2 separate regions of the Homo sapiens genome follow, and region 1 is linked to region 2. The links are chromatin contacts, found by Hi-C or POLR2A ChIA-PET in ENCODE. All regions are on one chromosome and are shown on one strand. Each heading gives the region's core, a stretch centred on a gene start or an enhancer-like site at or near the end of the contact. The rest is flanking DNA. Distances are from core to core; before and after follow the strand shown. Region 1 has its middle 21 kb from the start of LINC02696. Region 2 overlaps TSPAN18 (tetraspanin 18).

Evidence for each region. A loop is a pair of places that touch in the nucleus more often than their neighbours do. ChIA-PET counts read pairs that join two places held with the same protein, here RNA polymerase II (POLR2A).
Region 1: a loop to region 2 is called in a map of ascending aorta, with 2.3 times the contacts of the local background. The contact joins two enhancer-like sites. A Hi-C loop is called at or near these places in 1 of 168 maps with a recorded cell type or tissue (ascending aorta). POLR2A ChIA-PET finds 5 or more read pairs at or near these places in 1 of 52 experiments (OCI-LY7).

The regions. Positions count from the first base shown.
Region 1 is chr11:45,331,833-45,336,338 of GRCh38, forward strand. No RefSeq gene overlaps it. Among named protein-coding and RNA genes, the nearest start is that of LINC02696, 21 kb to the right of the region's middle. Within about 2 kb of position 1,773, at least 10 of the 41 ENCODE cell types and tissues checked have a DNase peak (open chromatin) inside an H3K27ac peak, as active enhancers do; they include ascending aorta, where a contact is called at or near this core.
Region 2 is chr11:44,763,981-44,768,490 of GRCh38, forward strand. TSPAN18 (tetraspanin 18) reads left to right here. Exons shown (of 10, transcript NM_130783.5): 2 at 446-532. Among named protein-coding and RNA genes, the nearest start is that of TSPAN18-AS1, 30 kb to the left of the region's middle. RefSeq lists an enhancer at 2,281-2,781. Within about 2 kb of position 2,436, at least 17 of the 41 ENCODE cell types and tissues checked have a DNase peak (open chromatin) inside an H3K27ac peak, as active enhancers do; they include ascending aorta, where a contact is called at or near this core.

The DNA.
Region 1 (4,506 bases), core at 523-3,022, 570 kb after region 2:
CTCAACCCCTCTGAGGCTATAAAATGGGAGTAATTGTGTTTGCAAAGCAGAGATTTGTGGGGAGGATGCATGAGCAAATGCACCGGCTCCGTAGAGCTCGGTACATAGTGAAGCTTCAGTGCTAATGATTATCATGACATTAGGTCTCTTACACCCCCTTCCTTCCCTGACTCAACTAAGTCATGCTGCTGGTCCTTGTCTGCCAGGCTCTAGCACAAGCCAAGAAGTCTCCCTCTTGTGGTTCCTTATTCCTGGAATTCTTGGCCCCCAGCTCCTTGAAAGCCTGGCTGCTCTTCATCTTCAGGCTCGGGGGAAATGCCACCTCCACACAGATCTTGTTCCTGTCCCTCCATCTCTTAACCCCCTCCCCACAATTGCTGATAATTGTGTTGATCTGATCACTTCTCATTGCCCCTGTGCTCCACTCGCCTGCAGCCTTGGTGTGGGAAGGGGCCACGTCTCTCCTGCCACTCTTGTGTCTCCATCACCCATGAGTGTTTGTGCAGTGACATGGATTGACTCAATGAACATTCAATTAACATTTGTTGATTTAATGAGTCACGATGTCTGACCCTGGGTAAACAACACGACACTTGTGGGATTCCGTTTTTCTCATCAGAAAAATGAGGAGGTTGGAATAAAAGGCTGAAACATATTATTTCCCCTAAGTTTCCCATGAACCTGTGAATGAATTCAACGGAACCAGGGAGTTAAGGTGCAGAATTGTTACAGAAACATGGCCTCTTTCTGCCCTCTAGTGGACGAGATGGTGAATGGCACTTCATCATCCCCACCGCCGCCCCCACTCTCCCGCCACTGTTTCTAATATATTAGCCCTGCCAAGAACCACTTCAGAAAGGAAAATATTCAGTGGCCAGAGAAAAGGGGCCATGTCTTCTTCATTAGGGTACACCCAGAGTCGAGCAGTGAAGCGTGGGAGACAGCTAGATTCAGCAGGAAGGGCACTGGTGGGACTGGGACCACCACCTACTCCCTGGGTGAAGTTGGGCGTGGTTCTGTCCTCTCGGAGCCTCTATTTCCCCATCTGTGCAGTGGGCATAATAACATCTACCTCACAACTGTTGTAGGATTAAGTAATGTAAAGTGTCTGGAATGTGGTAGGTCCTTAATCAAGGTTGGTAGCCTCTTGGCTCTTTATACACTTTGTATGAATGAAACGCAGTCACAGACACAAAGGAAAATGTTACAGCCTAGAAGAAAAAGCAAGAAATGTGTGTAAATGAGTAGGAAACGGGTTTATGTACCGGGGAAACATCCTCGACTTGATGTTAGGAGCTTTGAGATTTAGATTTATGAGCTCTGACACTAACAAGCTCTGGGACCCTGGGAACGTTCTGTCTGTCGCCTCTCTGGACCTCAGCGTTGTCATCTGGGAAACAGAAGGTTAAATGACAGCATCATCCAGAAGGCACTCAGCTTCAGGAAACAGAAAACACAACTGACGGTGAGTAGATCCAGGGTCGGCAAACGACAACCCACTTGCCAAATCTGTTTTTGTGCCGCCTGTGGGCTAAGAATGATTTCTACAATTTAAATTGTTGAAAAAAATCAAAAGAATAAATAATATTTTGTGACACATGAACATTATATGAAATTCAAATTTCAGTTTCTATAAATAAAGTTCTGTTGGAACCCAGCCACACTCATTTGTTTATGTACTTATCTAGGGCTCTTTTCCCGTGACAATGTCAGAGTTGAGTGGTTGCGGCTTGGAAAGCTGAAAATATTTACTATGTGTCCATTTGAAAGAACAAGTTTGCTGACCTCCGACTTCACTAATAAAGATATTTAGCTGTCTCACATAACCATAACATTCCCGCTGTTCTCTTGGTCTTCTCTCCTGATCACAAGATGGCAGCCTCGATTCCATGAGTCACATCTACACACAGCCTACATTTAAGACAGGAAGTAAGGAGCAGGGGGAGAGAAAAGACTTTCTTCTGCCGTGATTCCTGTGCCCAGAAAGAAAATATTTCCCGGAAGCCCTGCAGGAGGCTTCTCCTATCTCATTGGCCGGAATGAGGTCACATGGTGGACCCTGGACCAATGCCTGCAAAGGACCTACCCTTCCTGAGATGAAGGGATCTGGCCTTCTAACAGAGACAAAAACCAGGGCTCTGTTAGCATGAAAGAAAGGGGGCAGGGGGCACGTGCCGACCAAAATCATTAAGACCCCTTGCCTAATAGCATCTCCAGGTTCCAGTTGCATGAGCCTTTTCAGAACTTAAATTTGAAAGCTTTTCGTTGACATATTTTCTCCACTTCAATCCTCTCTCTGGAACTCAGGATGTATTTCTGAGCGATTTTCTTCATTTATAATTTTTTTTATTTGGGCTTCCTTATTTATATTTATTTATTTGTTCATTTTTTTGAGATGGAATCTTGCTCTTTTGCCCAGGCTGGAGTGCAGTGGTGCGATCTCGGCTCACGGCAATCACCACCCCCGGGTTCAAGCAATTCTCCTGCCTCAGCCTCCCGAGTAGCTGGGATTACAGGCACCCACCACCATGCCCAGCTAATTTTTGTATTTTTAGTAGAGACGGGGTTTCACCATGTTGGCCAGTCTGGTTCTTGAACTCCTGACCTCAGGTGATCCACCCACCTCGGCCTCCCAAAGTGCTAGAATTACAGGCATGAACCACCGCGCCCGGCCCCTTCCTTAAGTTGCTTGATTTGAGATGTTGCTGTTCATGATGTTTCTCCATACCAGTCCTTAATTTTGACCTCACCTCTGCCTCCATGTGTGAGAAGGTTGAGTAGGAGGCGGGAGGTGGTAGAACGTTCCAGGGCTTCAGCACAGCCGGGCCTGCTCCTGGCAGGGCAAAATAGATGAGGCGTTCACCAGGACGGTTAGACTGAAATCCTGTTTGGCCACTGAAAGCTGAAGAGGCAACCTCGTGGACTGTTTTTCAGTTATGTACCAGTCTGAAAGGCATTGGAGGAAATGTGGAAATGCATCCAGCAATGCAGCTACTGTTCACTTGAGTTAATAGAAGAGGGAGCAGAGCTTCAAGTGCCAAATGGAAATAATTTTGTAGATGACTTGAAAAGAAATTTAGTAAGGACTTAAATCCGAAATCATAGCCTCCTTGTTGTTAGAAAGTGAGGGAGTTGCAGTTACAGACACAAAGGAAAACAGCACAAAAATGGAAGGAAAGCCAAAAGGGCCCACGCAGAAAATTTAACACAGGATCAGAGGCCCCAAGAGAGAAGCAAAATCCTAATACACATCCTCTATCCGAGAAGCAGATGGCAGCTTAGAAGGAAAATGCGGTAAGAGATGGCAGGCCACAGTGTTTCTGGAAAGGAGGACCGTCCTTGAATTATGACCTCTTCTTAATTTTGGGGTGGATTTCCTGATGGAGGGTGCTTTTTGAACATTCTGTACCTGAGGTCTTTTTTTGTGCTAAGGAAAAATAGGAAAATGAATTCGAGTTCCCCTAAACCAGAGTGGGGTCGCTCATTCCTAACAATCAAGATTCAAAGAGAATGAAAAGATGCAACCCTCTGTACCTTAGTTTCTGCATCTGTAAAAGAGAAATTAGTGCCTGTGTGACTCAGTTGGGCACACATTCCTATTCCTTCTAGACTACCTTCCTGCACTCTAGAAACTGCAAAACTGAAAACCAAATTTGAGACTCCTTTGCAGCTAGAGTGCAGGCACATGGCCTGCTTTCCACCAACCAGTTACACTCATTCAGGACTTGCATGTGGAAGTGAGTGGTGCAAGAAGGCTGGGAGCCTGGACCTGCTGGAAGGCACAGAGGCAGGGGTGCTGGGTGTTCTGGGAAATTGGGAGGAGTTTTGACTTCAGTCCCAAACATCATGAGTGTCAGTTAACAGGTGGAAGCAGCAGAGGGCTCTCTGAACAGCTCTGCAGAGAGTGGGGGCATTTTAAGGGCTTGGCTGACTCTGTTGTCCAGGTCTGTCCTGGTCTGAGTACCATTTAAGCTTGATTCTGTGGTCCCCCCAAAAAAGTCCATTAAGTATTTAATAAATACATTTTAATAGATCTCTGTCAGCATGAACTTGCTAATGTGGACTCTGTTGCCTGCAACCAAGGACCTTGGCCTTAACCACACATAAAGCATTAGATCAGTTCCTGGCACGTGGCAAATCCTCACTATATATTAGCTACCATTCTGTATTATTTGAATGCTCTACAAAGAGATGGTACATCTGCTCTTATTTAGCAAGCATAGGTGTTAGAGTTCATCAATTTCTTTCAAAAGGAAGTGAACGCGCACATTACTCTCCCCTGGGAGTGCAAAACTCAATCCTGCCAACTCAAGGTAAACTGTCACTGTCAGGTGCTCTCAAGCTCTGTCAATTAAGGCTCCTTCCCCTCTGTCCTCTCCAGGCATTGGTGGTGTGAGGGGCACTCCCCTTCCCCTCATCTAGTTCCCTCCTACGGAGCATCCGAGGTTGATGTAATTTGCCAGGCCTGTGTATTGATGTCTGATATCATCTGCATTCACTGCTGTC
Region 2 (4,510 bases), core at 1,186-3,685:
CCTCAGGAAACTTACAATCATGGTGGAAGGGGAAGCACGCATAGTGACAGATAGGGACAGGAGAAAGAGAGAGAGAGGGGAAGGTGCTACACACTTTTAAACAAGCAGATCTCACGGTATCTCACTCACTATCATGAGAACAGCACTGAGGGGACAGTGCTAACCCATTCATGAGAAACTATCTCCATCATCTAATCACCTCCCACCTGCCTGGATGGAGATCTGAGGCCCCATCTCCGACACTGGGAATTATGATTCAATTTGAGATTTGATGGGGACACATTCAAACCATATCACCAGTCATGGGTGCCCCGTCTGGCTTCTGTGCTTGCAGTAATGGAAGTGGGGAAAGGAGACCTTGGGGAGTGGGAGCCACATGTGGACTGAGGTGGTCCCCAAGGACTCCTGCCTTTTTGAAATGTGTTTCTCTCTCTTCTTTCTCTAGAGTGTATCCAGAAGCTACTGTCAGGAGGACACTGTAAGAGAACCTTGGCACCTCTGGGCCCAAAGGGAAAGACACCAGTGGAAAGAGGTATGATGTGGCAACATGGCAGGGTGGCATCTTCACTTACTCGAACAAGAGGGTCTACTCTTCTCTCTTCTTCTCTTCCTGCCCTCCAAACCACCACTTCCATGTGAGAGGGCTCTCAGCTCTTGCCCAAGGGGTGCAGGGCAGGAGAAGGGTGGCTTCACTCTTGTCCTCACCCCTAGACATTTACTCATGGGTGAGGGCAACGGGGCCACCTTGGTGCAGGAAGTGAGTGTTGATGGATGGCAGGGAGTGAGCCCTTCAAGGAAGAGTAGAGCTCCTGGGGGCTCCAGGCAGGGTCATGAGGGCTCATGGAATCTGTATCAAGGACCCCTCCCTGACCTCAGCCTCCCCCATACCCACCACAGTCTTGGGACCGTGATAAGGAGATCGCTTCCTAGGGTGATTACCTTCCCTCTGCCCTCGATAATCTTTTGGACAAAGTCTAAATCCACAAGTACTAGGATCAATCACCACATTCCATGGTGAAACTGAGAACAGAAAAGCCTTGGTCTGTTTCGGAGGCTCTGGGAAGTCCTTCTTGAGCTGACCATGATTCTGGGACTGGTGGTGGGCTGGGTGGCCTCATGGAAGCTTTCTGGATGAAAAGCCAGGATGTCTGTCCTCTGAGCAGCCTCAGCCACCAATGTGACTTATAAGTCATTTCCCTCATTGGTCCTCATTTTCTCATTGTAAAATGAGGCAGCTGCAACTTGAATCTCTGTTCCAGCACTCACGCCCTCCATTTCTGGGATTCCAAGACCAGGGCTGAAATAGAAGAAGTGACAGGTCAGGGGTTGGGAGGTTGTGGAAGGCCATGGAGAGGAGAGGGGATCTGAAAACTCCGAGGAGATCTGATTGCCTGTCTTGGGCAAAGGACGATGGCTCCGACCCTTGGTGGTAAATCACAGGGTCCGAGGTGCAGAGGAACCTTGGTTTGAGTCCCTGCCTATCAGAAGAGAAACCAGCAATATGATGGAGGGCTTCATGCGCCAGGCACAGTGTGACGCTCACTCACTGCACCATCCCATTCTGTCCTCTCATCTGTCATGTCATCTTGCCACTATGATCACCTCCACATTACAGAAGAGAAAACCAGGCCTCAGAGAAGTTAAGTGACTTGTCTAAGGTCACATAGCACTGAGTAATGTCATCGAGATTTGAAGCCACTGCCTGAACTGCCATACAATTCTTGTGTCTTTTGCTTACTTCAGTCTGTGACTTGAAGCTTAAGATTAAAAATAATTAGCCAAATCATCTCTCTGAAGTTCCATGTCCTGTAAAAACATAAAAATGGTTTGTTTCCTTGTCCTATACTTTGTTTTGTTTTGTTTTTAAATTTTGGGCATCTCATGAAATCCCTGCAGGCCTTGATTTTCTGATCTCTAAAATGGGACAGTGACACCTACTCACAGGTTGCTTTGGGGAAGACGAGGAAGACTTAGGAAGCTCCCCGCACTGTTTCTTGTACATGTGCCCTCAACACCCGCTCCACCTGCTTCCCTGCCTGGGTTGCTGGTAGGTGGTTGGGGTGTGCAGATTGTAAAGTGCTGCACCACTGCCTAATGGCATTTTCTATTTTGGCTGCCTCTGTGCCCATAGTCAGAAAGCACTTGGCCACTTTCTTAGTCACCAATCTGATAGTTCACTCACCCTTCTGGAGTGTGCCACTGGCTGCCCTAGATTATTTTAAGCTGGAATCCAAGACAGGGTGGCCGGCTCCCAGGGGCAGATAAAAACAGGGCCAGGCTGAGGCCTTAGTGGACAGTGTGGGAGGAGAAGTGAGGCCTGGGGCCTACTCAGGCTGTCCCTCACTGACAGCGTCTGTGTCCCACGGCTCACCCTGCCAGCTGCCAGGACCATAATCTTAATTGTAAACCTCCTGGCAGCAGCTGCCCTGATCCCCACAGGAAGCGGTTGCCTTATCACAGAGCCTGGATCCTGCCCAGTATTCTTAATCTGGAGAAGGCGCTGAAGTGAGTCAGAAAAACCTTCCCATCCCCAGGACCTTTCTTCTCAGGGACGTTTCTCCATCAGGGGAAGTCGTGGGCCTCAAGCCTCGGTGTATAAGAGTAAAAAATCTCTTTAAGTGCAGAGCAAAGCAGCAGGGGTGCTGTTGTTCTTGGTTTACTTTCAGGAGGACAGCCCAGGGAGCAGAGCTATTTAGCCTTGCCCCTCTTGTTAGCCAGGAAACAGATAAACATTATAGCATCACAGGGAAAATATAAAGATGACCACAAAGCAACAGGCAGAGAGGCATGTGCTGTCATGGAAAAGCTTTGCTGGGGTTTTGGAGCCAGAAGATTGGGGGCTGAGTCCCAGCTCTGCCCTTCAGTAGCTGTTTGGCTTGGGGGTGAGTGACTTGATCCCCCATAGCCTCAGTTTTCTCATCTGTAAGATGGGCAAAGAGCATGCACCCCACAGGGTGGTTGTAAGGTCAAGGTGACTACCATGGGAAGCCCCTGTTTGCTTTGAACAATGGCAGCCCCCTTGGAATAGTGTAGCCTCCCAAGGTGACCTCTTTGAAGAGTGCCAGGCTCTTGGGATGTAAGAGCTGGGTGTTTGTAACCAAACAGTGGGGTTACCCTGGAGACACATAACTCCTTCTGTGTGAGGTCTAAAAAAGGGCTGTGAGAGGGACCTGGGTTGTGTCAGCTCCCTGTCCTGATGTGCTATCACTTGGAGCTACCTCAAGTATGAGCAGTTCATCCCAAGCCTCTAGCTGATGGCTGACACTTCACTCACAGCCATCTTTACTGGAGTCTTTCTGTAGATGATTGTTAATCCTACCCACACCCCAGAAGGCGAGCATTAATAAGCTATTTAAATGACTCCAGGCTTCATGTCTAAAAAGCAGCAAGGTTAAGGACCCAAACACAGGGTTCCTAGCCCAAGGACAGTGTTTGTGGGAGCTCCTCATGGCATTCTCTGCATCTAGAGGTGCCCTCTGTGCCCATGGTGGCACTCTTCTCCAATTCACCACCCAGTCTTGCACTGAGTGTGGAGCTCAGGCAGAAATGAAAGTCTCCTGATGTTTTTATCTCCCCTGCCCATAGGGCCTGAGGCAGGCTGAGTGAGAGAAGGCAATTTCTATGGATTCCCCAGGCTTCAGTTTATCTATTTTTTTGTTATTGTTGCTCAAGCTTTTGGTATTCTAAGAATCCATTGCCAAATTCGAGATCATGGAGATTTACTCCTGTGCTTTATTCTAAGAGTTTTATTTAGCTCCTATATTTAGGTCATAGATTCTTTTTGAGTTAATTTTCATATATAGTGTGAGGTAGGGATTCAGTGTCATTCTAGTGTATGGGGACATCCACTTGTCCTTGGCACTATTTGTTGAAGAGACTGTCTATTCTCCAGTGTATTGCCATTGCTCCTTTGTCATATATCAGTTGACATATATATGCGGCTCTATTTCTGGGCTTTCAATTCTGTGCCAATAATCTATTTGTCTGTACTTTCACAAATACCACACCATTTTATTACTGTATCTTTATAGTAACTCTTAAAGTTGGGTAGTGTCAGGTTTTCCAACATTGTTCTTCTCTTTCAATTTTTGATTGGCTATTCTGGGTGTTTTGCTTCTCCAAATAAACCTTAGAATCAGTTTGTTGATATCCATAAAACAACTTGCAGGATTTTGATTGGGGTCGTCTTGAATCTGTATATCAAGTTGGGAAGAACTGACATCTTGACATTATTGAGTCTTCCTATTTTTGAACACTGATCAGTGTTTTCATTTATTTACTTCTTTGATTTCTTCAATATAGTTTTGTAGTTTTCCTCATACAGATCTTACACATATTTTATTAGATTTATTCTCAAGTATTTTATTTCTTTAGGTGTTAATAGAAATGGTTTTATGTTTTTAAATTTCAAATTCCACTTGCTCCTTGCTGGTAGATAGGAAAGCAATGACTTTTCTATATTAACTTCCTATCCTACAACCTTAGTATAATTGCTTATTTGTTCCAGGAT